4 separate regions of the Mus musculus genome follow, and regions 1, 3 and 4 are each linked to region 2. A link is a loop called in an ENCODE intact Hi-C map of the cell type or tissue named here. Cell type or tissue: gastrocnemius. All regions are shown on one strand. Region 1 overlaps Dmxl2 (Dmx-like 2). Region 2 holds the start of Gm39341 (a long non-coding RNA gene). Region 3 overlaps Acsbg1 (acyl-CoA synthetase bubblegum family member 1). Region 4 overlaps Cib2 (calcium and integrin binding family member 2).

What was found. Hi-C counts contacts between places; a loop is a spot of excess contacts. Peaks named below come from ENCODE experiments on the same cell type or tissue, not always from the same donor. Only the 100,000 strongest peaks of a DNase experiment are listed, where the experiment ranks them.
Region 1: it touches region 2 in a loop (14-fold over the local background); 15 of 42 quality-filtered maps call a loop at or near these places.
Region 3: it touches region 2 in a loop (11-fold over the local background); 29 of 42 quality-filtered maps call a loop at or near these places.
Region 4: a loop joins it to region 2, with 3 times the contacts of the local background. A loop is called at or near these places in 8 of 42 quality-filtered maps.

What each region holds. Positions count from the first base shown.
Region 1 is chr9:54,435,783-54,440,782 of GRCm38, reverse strand. The region is part of intron 13 of Dmxl2 (Dmx-like 2); the gene reads left to right. Among named protein-coding and RNA genes, the nearest start is that of Dmxl2, 63 kb to the left of the region's middle. In gastrocnemius, a CTCF peak has its summit at 2,328 (motif pointing left); a DNase peak (open chromatin) is centred at 2,331.
Region 2 is chr9:54,673,868-54,678,867 of GRCm38, reverse strand. It overlaps Gm39341 (a long non-coding RNA gene), which reads left to right and starts at 1,666. Exons shown (of 3, transcript XR_870774.2): 1 at 1,666-1,821. In gastrocnemius, CTCF peaks have their summits at 1,968 and 2,173 (motif pointing right); a DNase peak (open chromatin) is centred at 2,213; H3K4me3 peaks cover 336 bases.
Region 3 is chr9:54,611,369-54,616,368 of GRCm38, reverse strand. It overlaps Acsbg1 (acyl-CoA synthetase bubblegum family member 1), which reads left to right. Exons shown (of 14, transcript NM_053178.2): 10 at 272-502; 11 at 1,416-1,633. Among named protein-coding and RNA genes, the nearest start is that of Idh3a, 27 kb to the right of the region's middle. In gastrocnemius, a CTCF peak has its summit at 2,039 (motif pointing left); DNase peaks (open chromatin) are centred at 1,612 and 1,978.
Region 4 is chr9:54,549,985-54,554,984 of GRCm38, reverse strand. It overlaps Cib2 (calcium and integrin binding family member 2), which reads left to right. Exons shown (of 6, transcript NM_019686.6): 2 at 464-498. Among named protein-coding and RNA genes, the nearest start is that of Cib2, 7.7 kb to the left of the region's middle. In gastrocnemius, a CTCF peak has its summit at 2,424; a DNase peak (open chromatin) is centred at 2,356; H3K27ac peaks cover 488 bases.

The DNA of each region.
Region 1 (5,000 bases), 240 kb after region 2:
GCCTTTTCTTCCTCCCTCCTTCCCTCTCTCCCTCCCTCCCTCCCTCCCTCCCTCCCTCCCTCCCTCCCTCCCTCCCTCCCTTCCTTCCTTCCTTCCTTCCTTCCTTCCTTAGATGGAGTTTGGTTCCAAGATGGAGTAGGTTTGGCCTCTCAGCCTTTGATTTTGAAAAGTAGCCATTGGTCTAGTTTTACTTTAGTCGCTGTGGCTCCTCTTGGCTTAGGGGTTTCAGTCCTGCTTTATGGCCTGCATTATTTGGCCTTTATGGTGAGTTCATTAACTATTGCTGTTTGTTTGTATTGAGAGGGTTTTTAAAAAGGCTTTTGTCCTTATGAATATTTAAGTGCTATAATTATTTCTTTCATAAATGGAGTGTTGCCCAGTTTATGTGTTGCTGGCTATTGAAACTAGAGCTTTGCATACACTAGGCAAGCATTCTCCAGACTGATTCCTCCTGGGTAATTTTCTTGGTATTTTCAAGGAGCCATGTTTCATTGAACCTTTTGTTTCTCTGTTTTGGTTTTTTTTAAATTGATTTGTCTGCTTTTATCTTTATTTCCTAACTTTTTTGTTTGTTTGTTTTTTTGTTTTTGTTTTTTGTTTTTTTGTTTTTTGTTTTTTTTTCGAGACAGGGTTTCTCGGTGTAGCCCTGGCTGTCCAGGAACTCACTCTGTAGACCAGGCTGGCCTCGAACTCAGAAATCCGCCTGCCTCTGCCTCCCGAGTGCTGGGATTAAAGGCGTGCGCCACCACACCCGGCTTATTTCCTAACTTTTGCTTGCTTTAGGATTTTCTTCTTTAAATTTATTCTTCTGCCATATATTTTATCCTGGCCTAAGTTTCCCCTCTTCCCTGTCGTCAGTCCCCCTCACCCCCTGTTCCCTTTCCCCCAGATCCACGTTTCCCCTAATTCTCTTCAAAACAGGGCAGGCCTCCCAGGGACATCACCCAAACATGGCATATCAAGCTTCAGAAAGACTAGGCACCTCCTTCATATTAAGTCTGAATGAGGCAACTCAGCAGGAGGAAAAGTGTAGCTTTAATTTTTTCAAACCTTATTTTTAATGATGGTTCTTAAACACCTTCCTTGTAGCCCACATTTAACCAGAGTAGTGGAAAAGAAAGGATAGGGGGTTGAGAGTTGGTGTGGGCGGGGGACCTGTTTAGAAAGTTTCTTTGGAGTAACTTCCATCTGTGTTGTTTGGAAATTGGCAGTTCAGTTCACAGGTTAGCAGGCAGCAGCAGCTCCATCCACTCATAAACACTTCATGACTACACCAGCAGTCCAGTTTGGTAGAGTCAGGTTAGCAACAGTGGTGACATGACCTAGCAGAGACAGGCAGGCCTCAGCCTCAGCATGAGTCAACAGGAGGGACCAACAGGAAAACCAGGAGACGTTCTCAGCTGTGCCTCTCTCACGAGTGTTGCTCAGCTAGTTCTACCAGCAAGCTAAACTCTCTCTCTGTCACTCCATGGAGTCCTTTTTATACCCTCCAAATATCACGTGTCCTCCATGTGCCTTGCCTGAGCACAGTTCTTGCCTCAGCACATGCATCCAGTCAGCTTGAGTCTGCAGCAGTGCCAAGAACCTGCAGTACACCAACAGATGTTTTTTGGTGCCTTTCTCTCTATGGCATCCCGGCAAGTGCATCTCAGCTATGCAGTGTAAGGCAGAGCAGTGCATTCGTGTTGTTAGCAAAGAATCCTTCATCTTGCACCCTTTCATGTGCTTGCTTCAGCAGAACATCCTCTCTGCTGTGTCTGCTTCAGCGAAACGTTCCTTCATGATTCTGCCTTAGCCTTTCACACCTGTGTCCACTTTAACGAAATGTTCCTTCATGTGTTTGCCCCAGCAAAACACCATCCAACCGACTTTCCAAAGAACCCTTAAGTTTCCATTTCAGAAAAGGGTCCCAGAAGCAGGTAAAAGAGTCAGAGACAGCCCCCACTCCTACTGTTAGGAGTCCCACAAGAATACCAAGCTACACAACTGTAACATACATTCAGAAGACCTAGGTCGGTTCAATCTCTGTGAGTCCTTATAAGCCCAGGTTTATTGATTCAGTGGGTTTTCTTGTGGTGTCCTTGGTTCCTTCAATCCTTCCTCCTCCTCTTCCACAGGATTCCCCAAGTTCTGCCTAATGTTTGGTTGTGGGTCTCTGCTGGATAAAGCCTCTAATTACAATTATGCTAGGCTCTAGAGTAAGCAGAATATCATTAGGATTCATTTCATTGCCTATTTCTTTCTTTACTTTGCTGGATGTATTTGGTTTTATTCTAGGTCTCTGGGGTATCCAGCCTCTGGGCTGTGTCAGACATGGTCCGTAGCTCCCTCTAGTGGCATGGGTCTCAAGCTGGACCAGCTTGGACCACTCCCACAAATTCTGTGCCACATTACCGCAACACATTTTGTAGCTAGCAGCTTACCTATGTTTTTTCTCTTTAGTTTTCAGATTTTGTAGCTGGGTTGGTGTCCCAGTCCCTCCACTGGAAGCTTTGCCTGCTTACAGAAGATGGTCAGTTCAGGCTCTGGCCCCATTATCTGTAGTTTCCTAGGCCTTACTTGTCCTGGGTTTTCTTTCTTTATGGGGAGAAGAGCTTAGATTATTAACTTGAAATTTATTTTCTAAATTAAAATTTGTTTTGAGATTAAATAATCTCAATTTTTATTTTGTGTGTATGGATGCTTTGTTTGATGTATTTCTTATCAGATCCCCTGGAACTGGAGTTACACACAGTCTGGAAGAGTAGTCGTTGGTCTTAACCACTGAGCATCTATCCATTCTCCCAAGTTTTTGTTTTTATTTATTTTTATATGTATGTGTAGTGTGTGCATGTGGGTTTGTGTACAGGTGTGTGCTCAGGTGTTCACAAAAGCTGCAACTGTGCAGCTCTCTCTGCATTTCTTTTTTTTTTTAAGATTTATTTATTTATTTTATGTATATGAATATACTGTAGCTGTCTTCAGACACACCAGGAGAAGACATGGGATCCCATTACGGATGGTTGTGAGCCACCATGTGGTTGCTGGGAATTGAACTCAGGGCCTCTGGAAGAGCAGTCAGTGCTCTTACTCTTAGCCCCTGAGCCATCTTTCCAGCCTCTCCCTCTGCATTTCTTGCAAGTAGCTGGACATGTTTGAGAGAGAGGGAGATCTCTTCTCTGCTGTGCCCACTGGTCAGAGTCTCCTTTCCTGGTAGTTTTTTACTGCTGCAGTAGAGATGGAAAGGGGCCTTCCAGCGTCTTGCAGGTTTCTGCTGTCTCAGACATGGGAACATTTGTTTATCTCCTGAATCTCAGAAGCTTGAGAAAACTGCTCTCTCGAACTCTCAGATCCTATTTTGAGGGATGCTGCATTGAGTTCTTATGTATCTTTACTGACTGTAAGTGTTCTATCAAATAGTGAAAGGACATTAACGTATCTTAACTGTAATTGTGAGTTTATGTATTTTTCCTTCCAATTTTTAAAAATTTTTATCTCATGTATTAAAAAAAATCTGTTGTTTGTTTGTTTTGGACACATATCTATCTAACTTGATGTCAAGGGTGTCAAAGGTCAGGCCTTCTCAGAGTTTTGGGGAGGATCCTTCCTTGCTTCTCCTGGTTCCTGGTGGCCCAGGGAAGACCTGGCACCAGGAGCTGCTCGAGCCCTCTGAGTCCTTAGAATGCAGAGCCGTTTGTGTTTCAGAGTGCCATGATATAAGGATTCTGGGCTTTGTGTTTATTTCTGTCCACACTAAGTGTAACATGGTCTGTAAAATTCCTGCCATTTGTGCTTATCCTTTTTTCTTTTTTGTTATTTGTATATTCCCCTAGCTACTTCCTCTACTAATCATGAGTAAGAAGGACAAGAAGTTGGCATATGCTTTTCTTATTCCTCAAAATTAGATTTTTCGCAGCTGTTGGGTAAAGTCCAACTTACCCCTCCCCCACCACCCACCATAACATACATAGAAAAGATTTGAATATTTTTATGTAGATGGAGAGGTAGATCTTGGGGACACTGAAAATGTTGGGTAGGGAAGCCAAGTGATCAGTCTGTGTGATGGTTTATAGTGGGTGTGCACTGGAAATATGATGGGAGCGAGGAGTGTGCTGAGGTGAGCTAAATACGTGTAGACAGACACTAGCTAGAGTCCATATAAACCAGGGAAGAGGAACCGACTTAGGAGTTGGTTGAATATGGATACGAAGATATGATGCTGAGGTTTCTAATGCGTTTATGGTTCTGGTATGGCAAGATACTTGGAAGGTATTTATGATTTAATTTGGAGATATATCAAATGTGGGGTTACTGTAATTTTAGCTTAGATCATTATTTTATAGGTAATTGTAAATAAATTAGCAAGGTCTGGGGGTCATGGTGATGCATGCACGATGATGCAGCACTTGGGAGGCAGAGAGTGGAACTTTGAGAGTTCAAGGGCAGCCTGGTTATTTAGTGAGTTCCAGGAGAGTTAGGGATATATAGAGGGACCCTGTTACAACCCTGCTCCTCCCAAAATAGCAGTGTTCCACATTATATAGCAGTGGGTATTTGGAGTTAATTATTGTAAAGACATAACTAAATGTTAATAGATTTGTGCAGGCATTGGCAAATGTATATGTGTGTACCCTAATTATCAAGAAAAGATTCTATTCAGCCAACTGTTTATAAAGACATTTAAAGATGTTTCATATTTTAATATTAATTTATAATTTTATCTGATTATCAGTTATTTTAGTACTTAAAGCATAAACTTTTGAATCTCTGCCAGTGATGCTAGATTTATTCATTCATCAAGTATGTAGGGGCACTTCAGGACGACTATGATTAAATAAACCACAAGTCTGGGATTGGAGATACAATGATTTCACATGTACTTCTGTTACTAAGAGCAAGATTTTAGAGTAGGAACTGTGTAACATGTAATGTGTTTTCCCTCATTAACTCACTGATTTGTTTATCTACCAATATTTAATTTCCATCAGTGACCGCTGTGTGTAAGTTGTGACATGGTGGAA
Region 2 (5,000 bases):
CTTCTGTTTTCTTGCCTATAAATTGAATGCATAGGCCTGGAAGAACTCTTTTCTGAATCCAGCTCTGGCTTTCTCACTCAGAGCCTACAGAAGTGCCCACTGGACCTCTGTTCAGTTATTGTAGCCACTCCACAAAAAGGAAACAGGTTCTGAGATGTGGTTTCTCCCAGTCCCCTGCCTCTGTTGGAATGCTTTCCCCAGGCTCAGGAAAGTCCCCCAATTTCAGACACAACTAGCCAAGCGAGGTACAGCTTATAGGCATACAGGGAGCCTCAGGAATATGACTGCCTGTCTCTAGAGAAGGTCCTCCTGTCCTCCATGTTTCTCTCAATTACCTACCACAATCCCAGATATCTAAAGCTATCTCAAGCCACAGAGGATATGAACAAATACTAACTCTACCTTTTATTTTTAAATACGTGCCTGTGTGTATGATCCTGCAGAAGTATACATATAATATAGCACATGTGTACATGAGCCTGTGAAGTCTAGAAGAGGGGCCAGATCCCCTTGAACTGGAGTTACAGGTGGTTTAAGTTGCCACATGGGTACTGGGAACTTCACCCAGGTCTTTTGCAAGAGTAGTAAACACTTTTTAAAAGTATATATGTATATATTACATACATACATACATACATACATACATACATACATATGCTGGAGAGATGACTCAATGGTTAAGAACACTGGCTTTTCCAGTGGACCCTGGTTCAATTCCCAGAATCCACATGGCAGCTCACAGCTATGTAACTCCAGTTCCAGGGGATCTAACACAGACAGACATGCAGTCAAAATACCAATGCACATTTTTTTTTTAAAAAAGAAATCACTAAAAACCGTGTGTGTGTGTGCTCTGTCTGTCTGTATTTCTGCATATAACTTGCAGCCCTGGTGTAGGAAAGACTAGGTCCTCTGAAACTGGAATTGTAGACGTTGTGAGCCACCATGGGAACCAACTGGACTCAGGTTCTCTGCAAGAGCAGCCATCTTTCCAACGTTGATTGATTGATTGGTTGGTTGATTGATTGATATTTTGAAAAAAGTTCTCTCTAGGTTGCCCAGGCTGACCTGGACCTCCTGGGCTCGAGCTGCCCTCCCACCTTGCCCTCAGGAGAGGCTAGGTTATACCACACTCACTTTTATGGAAAAATAGCAGGCCGCTCTCAGTGTTTTCTGTGTACTTAACGTGTGTGTGACCCCATGAGTTCTGCCTCCGACTTACACAGCTGGCTTAGGTTTCCTATTAGATAGTACCAAGGCAAAGCTCCTGACTGAAGCCTGGGGAGCAGGTACAGGGCCCAGTGATGCAGAAAGGGGCAGGGGGAGACAGCAGGCTGGTGGCAGTGACCCACATTTAGAGCTCCCCAGCACTGCCCGAGAAAACATAGATAGCTCTTTGGCATATAAGACGTCAGGACAAGTCCTGGCTCTGCACCTTGGTCCATTCCCTTGAGAAAAGGGGCGGGGCAGAGAATATGAACAAATATGAATATACTGGGTCTCCTCCCCATTCCCTGTGCTGAAGTGCATAGCAGTTATGGGAAGAAAAGCAGAGCAAATGAAGGGGCAGGCATCTGGCAGAGGATAGAGAAAATCTCACCCACCACTGTCTGGAATCTGTGGATCATGTTGTCCTTTCTGCCCAAACTGGTTTCCAATAGGATTTCTGCACCTCGGAACCATGAGACAAAGCGACCGGAAAGGTTTGTGACTTGGCCCTTGTGACAAAGCCAGTCATCCATTCTCTGGAGTACAGCATGCATAGCCTTCTATCCAGGCCCTTCCTGGTGGGAAAGCAGGTGTCGCTCCCGCTGAAGTCAGGTGGGTAGCTGTTTTTGCTTCCTTCCTCTTTCACTCTGATTTGTTTCTCCAACGTGGACCTCAGTGGTCCAGCTCCACCTTAGCAGCTGGAATCCCTACTTTGCCTTCTGCTCTGGACACAGCTCTGTCCAGATGGAGGCGCTCTCGCCTACTCCTCCTAGAACCTTTGGCTCTGCAAACTCCAGGTTCATCCAGAGCTGGAGGACACTGGTTTTCTGACCTGGGATTCACTCCACTCATTTCATGTCGACTGGGCCGAGAGAACACGAAAGAAGCCCATGGACGAGGCTCTGGAGTACAGTTGAGACCCTGCGTACTTCGGACGCAGGAGTCCACCCAGGCCGATGCAGGCGGGCATTGCTGGTGAGGTGGCTGGTGCACAAAAGGGCTATGGCCAGCAGAGGTCAGTAGAGACCCAAAATAGCCATGCTTCTGCGTGGTGAAGTAAAACGGGGGCTTCCGGGCCAAGGACCCTCAAGTGAAGTATTTAAGATTGAAAAAAGAAAATAAGAAGTGGGGGAGGAGGAGAGGGAGGAAAAGATGAGGAGGGGGGAAGAAGAGGAAGAAGAGGAAGAAGAATAAAAACGGGGAAGGGAAAAACGGAATTTGGGCCACACAGGGTGTCTGTGTGGATATCTCCTTGTAAGCTGGTGCAAAGCAATGGCCTTCCCACCCAAGACCTAGAAGAACCTTTTTTAAAAGCAAGGACAAAGACTAAAGACAGTTCAGTTGGTAGGGTGCTTCAGGCCCTTGGTTCAGTTCCAGGGTATGGTTTCTCCGCACTGCATAAATGCGAGTGGGTGGGGAGTGGCACACGTTTATCATCCTAATACACGACAGAAGCAAGAGGATCTATAGCCTTCAAGGTCATCCTTAGCTACAGAGCCTGGGCTTATTTGCTAAAAAATCTAAAGAGCTAGTCACTTAGACAAGCTAGACACTTGTCCCAAAGACTTATGTCACTATACTAAGCTCCCTCCCCACTTTCCTCTAGTACTTACTAACTTAACACTCCCAGCCCACCTTTCTGGCATCTAACTCCACCTCTGAACAGCATTCCTGTGTAATGAGAACATACTTGAGCATCTCCACCTCCTCCTCCCCTCAACCATTCCTTTATTTTGTCATTGTGGAAATTTGTAACACACACATTTGTTTGTTTGTTTGTTTATTGTTAAAGTTTTCCCACAGCAAGGAAAAGGGAGTAGAAAGAAGGGAAAAGTCAGAGGAACTCACAGTAGCTGTGGTCACCTGTACAAGATCAAACCTAATATGTGGGAGGGAGGGACTCATGAGCCCTCAGCCCTAGCTGACGCACTATTCTATCTGAGGCACTATTGGTGGTTGATGGCTGCCGGGGTGGGAGTCACTTTTCTTTGGGAGTTTGTCACTGAGTATAGGGTGTCCATGCTCAGTTGATGTCCCCACACCATCTGCATGTGGACAACACTAACTGGAACTCCCTGGGTCATGTGTGTGTGTGTGTGTGTGTGTGTATGTATGTGTGTATATGCATGTAAGTGTGTGTTAGCGTTCCTTGTAGGCTCCGCCCCTTAGTTACCTGGCAACAGCAGGCTATAAAAGGGGCTGCTTGACCTCTCCTCACTCTCCTGCTCTTCTTACTCTCTTACCCTTTCTGTCCCTGGCTGGCCTCTACTCCTCCCCTCCCCTCCCCTCCCCTCCCCTCCCCTCCCCTCCCCTCTCCTGCCCTCCTCCCCACCTCCATCTTTCTACTACCCCCTCAACTCTACTCCCCATGCCCTAAATAAACTCTATTCTATACTATACTATCCAGGGATGCCTCAGCATGGACCAGCAGAAACACCCACTTTCCCACACCATACTGTACCTCCACCAAACACAGCCCTGGATCCTTTTTCTTGTTTTATAAGACACAACAATGTGTATGAGTGTGTGTATGTGTGTGTGTTAGTGGGTATGTATGAGAGAGTATGAGTGAGTGTGTATGCGTGTAGAGATGCACACATGTATGAAATTGTGAAAAAATAAATAGAAAAATATTCTTAAAAAAATCATTCCCCCAACTTTTCTGATAGATTTCAAAAGCACTCTAATAAACTATAGGAGAGGTAGACAAGCATTTGAAAATTTGTTTCAGGCTGGAGAGATGGCTCAGTGGTTAAGAGCACTGACTGCTCTTCCGAAGGTCCTGAGTTCAAATCCCAGCAACCACATGGTGGCTCACAACCATCCTTAATGAGATCTGACACTCTCTTCTGGTGTGTCTGAAGACAGCTGCAGTGTACCTAGATAATAATACTGCAGTGTACTTATATAATAATAAATAATACTACAGTGTACTTATATAATAATAAATAAATCTTTAAAAAAAGAAAATTTGTTTCACATTAATTCCAATGTATTAGAAAATATATGTATGTGCATATGTGCATATAGATATAAGTCCTTTAGTTTGTGATTTTACAGGTAAACTTTCTTAGGATAAAACTAAAATCCATTTTTAAGTTTTAAAAGTGAGTTGAGGTGAATAAAGATATTAAATTATGGGGAGATGGATTGGACTACAGATGGCTTGCACCTACATAGATGCTGGGTGTTCAGGAGCATAGGCCCGTGAACCCCGCCCTTTAAAACAGAAGATGAGGAATCCTGGAGTCAGCTGAGTAGCAAGACTAGCCAGATCAGTGAGTTCTGGATCCTGTGAGCGATCCTGCTACAGTACTGGGGTAGAGACCAACCAGTGAAAACACCCACATTTAACCTCAGCTTCCACATGCATCCACATTCAATAGCACACAAGTGTGTCCACACATGGGAGCATGCACGCATGCGCGCGCGCGCACACACACACACACACACACACACACACACACACATATTTGTAGTGATGTACAATGGCAGAGGAAAAATCAGGAAGGTAGCCGAGCCCAGGGCTGGACGCCCTGAGTTGCACAAGCAACAGTTGTCTGACTCTGAAGGCAGCTGGGCTCCATCGCCTTACAGTTGTCATGGTTCAGATTTACAAATTGTTTTTCTTGATATTTCCAATCGTTTTGTTTTCCTTGTTTGTGATTATACCTCAGACTGAGGCTTCATCTCAGTCATCCCGCTTTTGACGTAGGAATCTGGGGGTGGGGGTGGAGGGCAGAATCCTCACATTTCTAGTTTTATCGGGAGACACTGAGTGGTTCATTTGC
Region 3 (5,000 bases), 62 kb after region 2:
TAATAAATAAATAAAAAGGGGTCTGGAGAAATGGCTCAGCTTGTTTGACTTCATGATTCATGACACATCTACATGCATTCAGGAGCACTCACACTTACATTTGCACAAATTCATGTTACATGCAAGGCCAATATCCAAAATGTTTACAAAGGGTTTAGCATGAACAACAATTCATCCAAACGGACAGCTTGGGCGGCCATGCTGGGTGCATACTCACGAGTGTCTTTGTTCTTCCTCCTGTGGATCATTCTCCTCCCCGCTCCTCTCACAGTGACCTGAAGCCCTTCACCAGCAGACTGGCGGATTACCTAGTGTTAGCCAGGGTCCGTCAGGCTCTGGGCTTTGCCAAGTGTCAGAAAAACTTCTACGGAGCAGCTCCGATGACGGCAGAGACGCAGCGCTTCTTCCTGGGCCTCAACATCCGCCTGTATGCAGGCTATGGCCTCAGCGAGAGCACAGGCCCCCACTTCATGTCCAGCCCCTACAACTATCGGCTTTACAGGTAAGGCTTGAAGTTGGGACACACTGAGGGCTCAGATGTCCTCGATGACACCCTTTGGTGCCTTGGGGAACTTGTTCCTCTCGCTTTCCCCTTCACACTGAATCCCTAGCCTCAAGTTTCAACTGCCATCTTGGGCCCCTTGCTTGTCCTGATGCATCTAGAGAAACAGTCTTTGCCACAGCGACATGCACACACACATGAGCAGCACCAAACTCGGGAATAACACACACACACACACACACGAGTGTACTTGCATACGCTTGTGTGCACACATACAAGTAAACATGTGCACATGCATATTTACACACCAAAACAAATAATAATGCTAACAATAATAGTAGTAGTAGTGGTGATACTAAAATAATAATATGTAGTAGTACCAAAATCTGAAAAAGACGGCCTGGAGAAATACCTAAGCAGTTAATAGCGTGTACTGCCCTCGCAGAGTTTCTAGTTCTATCCCCAGAACCCATATTTGGTTGTTCTTTAACTGCATAGATTTCTAGATCCAGGGGACCCAGTGCTCTTCTTTGGATGCTGCATGTATCTGTGTGCATGCATGAGCACACATACAATTATTTCTAAGTCTTAAAAAGCAGTTCTGAGGGCTGGAGAGATGGCTCAGTGGTTAAGAGCACTGACTGCTCTTCCAGAAGTCATGAGTTCAAATCCCAGCAACCACATGGTGGCTCACAACCATCTGTATTGAGAAACAAATAAAAAAAAAACCTATGGGTGGTGTCCAGATTGAGCAGGGACTAGAGCGAGTGGGGCCCAGAGCGATCGGGACCCAGAAAGGCAGGGCGGGGGGGAAAAGCAATCCTGAGGGGGTGGGGCCCAACCACCAATGAAGACTTTGCAGACTCAGGAGCTGACTCAGGACTTTACCTGACCTCTTCTCTTTTATCACCAGCTCCGGCAGGGTGGTACCCGGCTGCCGGGTGAAGCTGGTGAATCAGGATGCAGATGGCATCGGTGAGATCTGCCTGTGGGGCCGCACCATCTTCATGGGTTATCTGAACATGGAGGACAAAACCTGTGAGGCCATTGATTCGGAAGGCTGGCTGCACACAGGTGACATGGGCCGCCTGGATGCTGACGGCTTCCTCTACATCACCGGGCGCCTCAAAGGTGAGCATCCCTGTCCTGGGGCACATGGGAACTAGAGGAGCAATCGGTGCAGAAGTAAGTCCTGCTTCCAACACGGTTCATCGGCGCTGCACCCTGAGCCTTCACTACACGTCTCTTATCAGTATCAGCTCAGGGCAAGTACTGTCACAAATAAACAAGGATGATCGGAGAGATTAGATAACTAGTTCAGGGTCACCGAGATAACAGCCCCCAGGTGGCAGTTCCACTTCCTTTCTGGAACTTACATAGCCAGAGGTACTGCTCAACCTAGTTCCAGCTGAAAGAGGTTCTGGTCCTTCAGAAATGCACGGATTGGGCTGTACTAAGCAGTAAGCCAGGCAGTAAAACCCAGGCTCTAGAGCAGAAGGCAGCTGCTAGGGGAACTGTGCTCTCTTCCACCACCTAGTGTTCACTTTTATAATGACAAATGAAGAAACCTGAGTTCCAGCCCTGAGAGGAAAGGCCCTGTTTTTAGGTCAGTGGGTTCTCAACTTGGGGGTCAGGACCACCCTTTCACTGGGGTCCCAATATCCTGCATATGAGGTATTTAAATTATTATTTATTACATAATTACATCTATGTACCTTATATAACAAAATTACATCTACGAAGTAACAATGGAAGTAATTTATGGTCAGGAGTCACTACAACATGTATTAAAGGGTCACAGCATTAGGAAGGTATTGTTTTAGATGGTATGGTGAAAGGTAAGACTCCAGATACCCTGTTTCTTCAAAAAACACAGCAGTGCTGCCCACCAAAAAGACACCCTTTCTCGTGGTCCTATACGGTCAACGTTGAGACTATTTTGTCCCAAGGCACCAGTGTCCCCTTGAGTAGCTTTAGACTGGGCTGGTGTCTGGTTCTGTGGATTCTGTGGCCTGATCATCCCCTCCATGGTACCTTGGAAGTTCCTTTCATTTGCCTTTCCGTTTGAATTTAGACTCACTGTATTGGTGTATGCAATAGGTTGGCTTACATGGTGATTTTCATCTCGCTGAGTCTAGATTAGTTTTGTGAGGTTGTACATCCCTCAGAGTTAAGTCTGCCGAATCCTATGTACACTGTTTCTCCCCCCCCCCAACCTCCCCACCCGTTTACTTAGGTCTTTGACTTTTCTCTGCAGAACTAGTGTTCTAGTTTTCAGTGTAGGGTTTTTGCATCCATTCATTTTAAGAATTTTATTCATGTGCTATGGTCAATAATGGCATTTAAATTTTTACTATTCGTTCCTGAGATATAAAATGTAATTACTTGTTTTTTATATCTTGGTCTTGGGTCAAATGACTCTTTTGTTGTTCTAAGGATTAAATATAGGTCTTTGAGCCAGCTAGGCGAGCTTTCTACCACTGGCCAGTGGATAGGCCAGACGTTCTTTTTACTTGAGACAGGGTCATGCTCTGTTGTCTAGGCTGGTCTCGAATTTTGAATCCTCGTTGCCAAATAGCTGGGATTACCCAGCAGGCCCTGCTTCAAATGATCTTAACGAGCTCACAGAGTGGTTGTCTTGGAGTCTTGTGTTTGTTCTGTTGTCTTTGCTTGCTCACTTATTAAACAGGTTTTTGTAGGTAGTCCAAGCTGCCCTATAAGTCATAGTAGTCCTGCTTCAGGCGCCTAGGTGCCTGGATCACAGGTTCTGTGCCACGTGCATAGCTGCTATTGATTTTTTTTGAAGTTCTGTGGAATGAAACCAGGCCATTGCCCACAGAGTGCAAGGAGCTGAGCCGCCTCTCCAACGCTCTGCAAGTTCTAGCATGTGTGTGCTTTTGAATGTCCTATGGACAAAATTATGTCATCTGCATATGACATTATCATGACTACGCCTTCTCACTCAGGTTAGAACCTGTTCTTTCACAGTGTTGAACAGAAATGGTAATAGGCCAGGTTTGACCACAAGCACCAACCACAAAAAGAAGAAAAACAGTGTGTGGTGGAGCCAATTCCTGTTTTGTTTTCTGATCTCAGTGCAGTATCTTCAACATTTAAAAACAAACGAACACTAACAAAACAACAATAACAACTGGTTTTTTGTTTTGTTTTGTTTTTCTCTGTATAGCTCTGGCTGTCCTGGAACTCACTTTATAGACCAGGCTGGCCTCAAACTCACAGAGAGAGAGACCCACCTGCCCTGGATTATTGACTGCTGGGACTAAAGGCATGTGCCAAGCACAGCCTGTCTTCAAAAACATCTTACATTTTTAACCATTTGTTTGCATGTGCATGGCCCAGTGCATGAGAGCCATGCCCCGTGTGTGGAGGTCTGAGGGCAGCTCTCAGGAGTCAGTTTCCACCTTCCACCTTCTTGGTTTTGCTTCACCTCTCTAGTACTCTAGGCTAACTACCGAAGAGCTTCTGGACAATGCTTCCCTCTACCGCCCATCTCCCTGTGGGACCATTGGATTACACGTGGGTTTTTCACACGGGCTGGGGAATTGAACTTGGGTCGTCAGGCTTGCTCTGCGAGAACTTTCCCCTGCCGTGCCTATCCCAGGGCCTGTCCTCCCTACCTAATTGCTAAGTATGTTTTATATAGATTTGCTACAGACATTCTTGATTAGATTTAGGAAATTCCAAAGGGTTTTAACCACGTCCACATATAGAAGGCGTTGGTGGGACGGACAGAGAAAGGCAGGAGTGAGGTGTGCCAGAGGAATTATGAGCCAGGCTAGAGCTGCCTCTTCATGTTCACAGAATTTCTAGATTCTTCTCTGCCCTCTGCTGTTCCAGACAAACCCTGATCATTTGAACTCCATTCCACCTCTGGCCAGCTCATCCCCTCAATAACTCGTGCACCCGGTGCTTCCCACTTCAGGGAGGTCTTGTGTGACTCTCCTGAGCCTCTTCACTCTGATTCACCCTCCGTCACCAAAGCCCCTGTGCTTCTGTTCCATCCTGGGCGCTGCCTGTCAGACCTCTCTACAAGCTTCTCATCTGGGGCTACCGTTTCCTGTCTCTGTAACCCTGTGGTTCCCATCAGCTCCTGCTCTGTGAACTCACACAACTGGGCACTGCCTTGCTCTGTTCTGGGCCTGACATCAGGCTGGACCTGGGCATAGAATACGGCCAGCGACCTTTTTGAATTAGATAACCAGGAAAGCACTCTCACAAATGGGTCAAAGTTCAAATTTAGTGAATTTATTTTATATAATTTTATCTTACTACTTTTTTTCCTCAAAAAGTAGTAGGTTTGTTCACAGTTTGGCTGGAGCTAGGGGGAAGGTGAAACTTTTGAGCTCCTCTGTGCCTCGCTTGCAGCACGCTGCTACTGATTATGGAAATGCAGGATATTTGGGTCTACAAGGAACGAAAATCTGTCAGAATCTTGTCCTGGGAGGTGACTCTTCCTCGGAATGGGAAAAAAAGAAAA
Region 4 (5,000 bases), 120 kb after region 2:
GTTCCCAAACTCGGGACTGCTACCCACAGATACTCAGGACGTCCACTTTATACTGCCTACCCACACAACACGGGGCTCTCAGTGCCTCTGGTGGTGGGCTGAGGCACCCTGTTGATTCTCTCTACAGTGGTCTCGAGAATTGTCTATTAGCTACCCCCTGTCCTCCCACAATGTGTCCCGCTAGCCTTCAAACTACTGTGGCACTTATGTTCCTCTTTGCTGAGTACCCCAAGAGTGCCACCCAGCCCCACCCCACCTATGCATCACTGTCCTGGGCCCAGTAGTCAGGGGCCATGGATCAAAAGTTTCTGGAAGCATCTTCTGGGCCTAGAATTGGCTGTCCCCTCTGGGGAGGAATGGGAGGAACAGTAGGTTCTTTGCTGCTTTGGGTCCGGGGCTTTTGGTTGGGGCCCCATAGCTGTAAGGGTTCTAAGAGAACACCATTTCTGTATTCTCTCCACAGGACTGCACTTTCTTCAATAAGAAGGACATCCTCAAGTAAGTATGGCTTCTTGTCTATCTCTCTGGGGCTAGGACTGTGGTCGGAATGGGGTCTTTTGGGACCTGCTACTCTAGGGACCCCATCTTTTAAGCTAGGGGCTCTAATAATCCCCTGGCTTCAGTGTCTGTCACTCCCGGGATGTCCAAAAGCCAAAGGCATGCCCACCACGCCCGAGCTGTTTACAAAGGGTCTCCAGAACATCCCGTCTCTTTGTGACCTAAGGCGGAGGTCTTGAACAGGAGACATTGCAGTGTTGCCAGTCTCTGACCAGTGAGCAGCTATTACAGGATGCTAGGAAACCTGCAGCCATCGCTGGCCCCCTCTACCTAAGCTATCCGGTGTCACTAAAAGCCAGCAAAGTCTCAAGATCAGTTTCCCTGGAGATCGATGCTCGGGCTGGGGCTACAGCCTGGTGCAGCCTCCCCAGAGAGTTGTGCTGGCGTTTTTTTTTCACTCCCCTGACCGCTCTGTGTGGACAGTGCTCCTCTTCCAGCCTACCATTCTACCTTGTCACTGGGGTGGACACAGGCTACCCCATTTTCACCTCTAAGGGGGTCAGAGACTGGGTCTCAGGCCTGAGCTTCCTCCCATATCCACAGCCCTGGAGCTCTATGACCTCAGTGAGGTTTGACCCTCTGGAGCCTCCCTTTCTGGGGCTCTGGTTCCACTGTAGTTATATCACTACTACTATAGTAGAGTATAGTATAGTATATATAGTATAGTATAGTATAGTATAGTATAGTATAGTATAGTATATATAGTATAGTATAGTATAGTATAGTATAGTATAGTATAGTATATATAGTATAGTATAGTATAGTATAGTTCAGTATAGTTATAGTAGTGATAGTTCCTGACCACTGGAACTATCCTGAATGTGTCCTCAGTGAGGATTTTTCAGTGCTGACTCTAACCTTCCAGAGTTCTTGGGACAAGCCCTCTATCAGTAGGAATTCCATAGGAATCCTTCATTGAGGTGTGCTTTCAACCCTCTTAGCCCTAGCTTTGTACATGCTGATTCTGGGCTGCGTGTGCTCTGAGGCTCACGGTGTTTCTATTCTGATCCAGTTCCTTACCACCCCAGCACTTATAACGCTCTTAAAGCCAGTCAAAGCTCTGTAGATCCATACAGTAACCATACTCAGTAACCAGCTCCCATCTGGGGAAGAATTCAGATGTCTCTTCCCATGCCTGGCACCTGGCCGTGGTGCCTGTTGGCCACCAGTGATGAGGGGTGGGAGGACTGGACACAGGAGGATGTCCCAGGCTGGCAAAATGCAGAGACAAAGGCACAGTCTTGTGTCTCCTTTTCACCCCCTACCCCACACTGCCATGTACCAATCTCTATTGAGATCAGCACGGTTACCCTTAGGAAACAATGGCTCAAGACAAGGCCAAGAGTTGGGGTGGTCTGACAGGCCTTTGGGGGGTGTCTCTGGAAAATGAAGGGCACTTAGGTAAAGGTGCCTGGGTCTCGACAGCCTTGACCTTTTATTTCCACACTAGAGAAAAAACAAGCATTAGGTCCCCTCAGGGGTGAAGGAACCTCCCAGGTATCTGGGTACCCTGCCTGAGCAGATTCCTGCCTTGTTTCTGGGTGTCACTCCCAGCAGAGGCCCACGTCACTGACCCCTGCATCCCTGTCAGGCCAGCCCCTCTCCACTGCTCACGTCTCAATGAGGTGCAGAGATGGTAAGGAGCAAAGACGACTTACCAATGTCTAGCAGGCCAGTGGTAGAACCAGCGTGGCCAGGCCCTGCCTCCGTTGGTCTGCCCCCCTCCTTCCCTACCTGCCAGCTGCTTGTCTCCTTGGTAAGCTGCACCCTGAGTACTGACCAGATGGCAGGGAGGAAACTCGAGCTGGAGGTTCTTCTGTCAGTGTGATCACAGATAACCAGGATCCCCTGCTCAACTGCTCCCCCTACCTACAAGCCCTGTAGATCCCAGTACTCTCTAGGTACAGATCTTCCATCCCACCTGTTATGGTTTGCATACGCTCAGCCCAGGGAGTGGCACTATTAGGAGGTGTGTCACTGTGGGTGTGGGCTATAAGACCCTCATCCTAGCTGCCTGGAAGTCAGTCTTCCACTAGCATCAGATGAAGATGTAGAAGTCTCAGCTCCTCTTACCCCATGCCTGCCTAGATGCTGCCATGTTCCCACCTTGATGATATAGACTGAACCTCTGAACCTGCAAGGCAGCCCCAATTAAATGTTATCCTTGTAAGAGTAGCCTTAGTCACAGTGTCTGCTCACAGCAGTAAAAACCTAACTGAGACACCGCCCATCTGCATACCTCGGTCAGCTTCCATGCTTCCTGTGGGTAAGGGATTCACCCTTCAGCTCACTTGTCCTCAGTGACACTTGGTTCCTGAGCAAGTGGACAGGAATCCTGTTCCCTTCAGCCAAAACAAGCGTACCCACTTGACACCCTGAGGAATTTGCTAAGTGATTATTATTTATTTTCTTAACCTTTAAAAGAATGTATGTAATCGATTTTAATTACTTTTTATTTATCTTTGTTGTACACGGGGTGTCAGAAACTTAAACTGCCTGCAAGGGCTAACCTGCACCATGAGTAAAGGAAGTGGGCCAATCCCTGGATCATTGCTGCAGAAATAACTGCTCCCAGCCCCAGCAAGATCACCAAACAAATGCGCCGTGTAGACGTCTTTCTGTGTGTAAATGTTGGCAAATAGATTTGAAAATTTAATTTAATTCCTTCTCTTCTAAAAATGTAATATATTAAAAAAAAAAAAAAAACCATGCGAGAGCCAGGCACTCCTGTGGTCTGTTTATGACTTTTCAGAGGAAACCATCTTTCTCCTAATGATTCCAAACGCTGCGTATCACAGGCTACATCTCACTCATACTTGGGTTCAACTCGTCTCAGTCTGGTGTCAGTGTCTTTTCTGTCTGTCTGTCTGTCTGTGTTTTCTTACGGTGGTGGGGAGCGTGGGAGGCAGGTGGTTAAGACAAGATCTTGCTAGAGAGTTGGCTGTTTTCAAACCTTTGCAGTACCTGTTTCAGTCTTTGGACTCTGGCTTTGTCCCCGCCCCCCTTTTCCCTCTCCTTATCAGTCTCCCCCCATCTCTCTTTGTCTATTTATTATTTATCGATTTTCGGTTTGGGGGTTTTGGAGTTGGGCTTTGTCGGCTTTTGGTTCATTAGTTGGTGTTTTGTTTTTGAGACGGGGTCACCCCCTGTATAGCTCAGGCTGGTTTTGAACTTGGACTCCTCCTCCTTAGTGGTCGGAAGGGTTCTGTGAACTTCCAAAACCATCCATGGGGTTCCACATCTGTTTTCATGCAGCTAGAGTGGCATGATCGTCATTTCTGGTTCTCGGGGTTATGACAGGACACAGAAGTATACATCTTTTTTATTTGACTCAGTGGAAAGAAGTGACAGAGATGTAGGTCCTCCCTCCCTCCCTCCCTCCCTCCCTCCCTCCCTCCCTCCCTCCTTTCCTTCCTTCCTTTCTTTCTAAACATAGGTTCTGGGGATTGAACTCAGGTCCTTCCCTGACTTTGCTTCAGCCCACCAGAGAGTTTTATGAACTCTGTCCTATTTAGCCCACACAAGTGTGGAAAATGATAGACTGGTTCCAGTTTCTGACTGAAAATTATTCTCTGCAGTTACTCATATTTACCCAAGGTCACCCCACTAGCTAGAGAGTGGTTTAGGCGCATTTCTAACCTCAGCCTGGCTTGAAGCTCCTACTGCAGCAACCCCCACAATTTTGGGGGCACATGCTAATGTCAAGAGGCATGCAGTGTCACCCCTAGTACAGGGGGAGGGGAGTAGATGTTCAGGTCTAGTAAATGTAATCAGAAACACAATGGATCTGTTAAAGGTGAATGAATTAGCTGAGTGTGGCATTCTGAGCCTGGGGAGGCTTCAGGCTGCCCAAGGAAGAGGCTAGCAAGGCCTGCCTATGTGGTGAGACCCTGTCAACCTCTGCCTCCTCCAAAAAGCACATCAGTTGCCAAATATAAATTCTGTTGCAAGGACTTTTATAAAAAAAAAAGGGGGGGCGGCAATGTTCCTCAATGCAGAAAATAACAGAAACTCAGTGTCCTCTTGCCTAGAGTCCAGTTTTTATTTGGCCACGCGGGTGTCTTCTGACCCTCTCTCACACAAAGAATGGGGTTTGGGGGTTTCTCCTTTCTGCTCTATCCCTTGTGACCTTAGGCCCTTTGATGGAGATGTGTTCCTGGAGAGGAACAAAATCAGGTCAGGGTGAGAGGAGAGGAAGAGGAGGGGAGAGAGGGTGAGAGAGACAGAGAAAGAGGATGGTGGGTGACAGTTGCCCAGCAGGGGGATAGGGAGGAAGTATGGGGGTGGGGATAATGGTGCTGGTACATGTCTGTGTTTAGGAAGCAAGGAGGGCCTGGGAAGTTGGGTCATCAGCACAGGGATTCACCAGAACCTGCTCCCCCCCCCCCCCAGGTTATGCCCATCGTGGACAGAGCAGATACCTCCTATTGGCCCCTCACTAG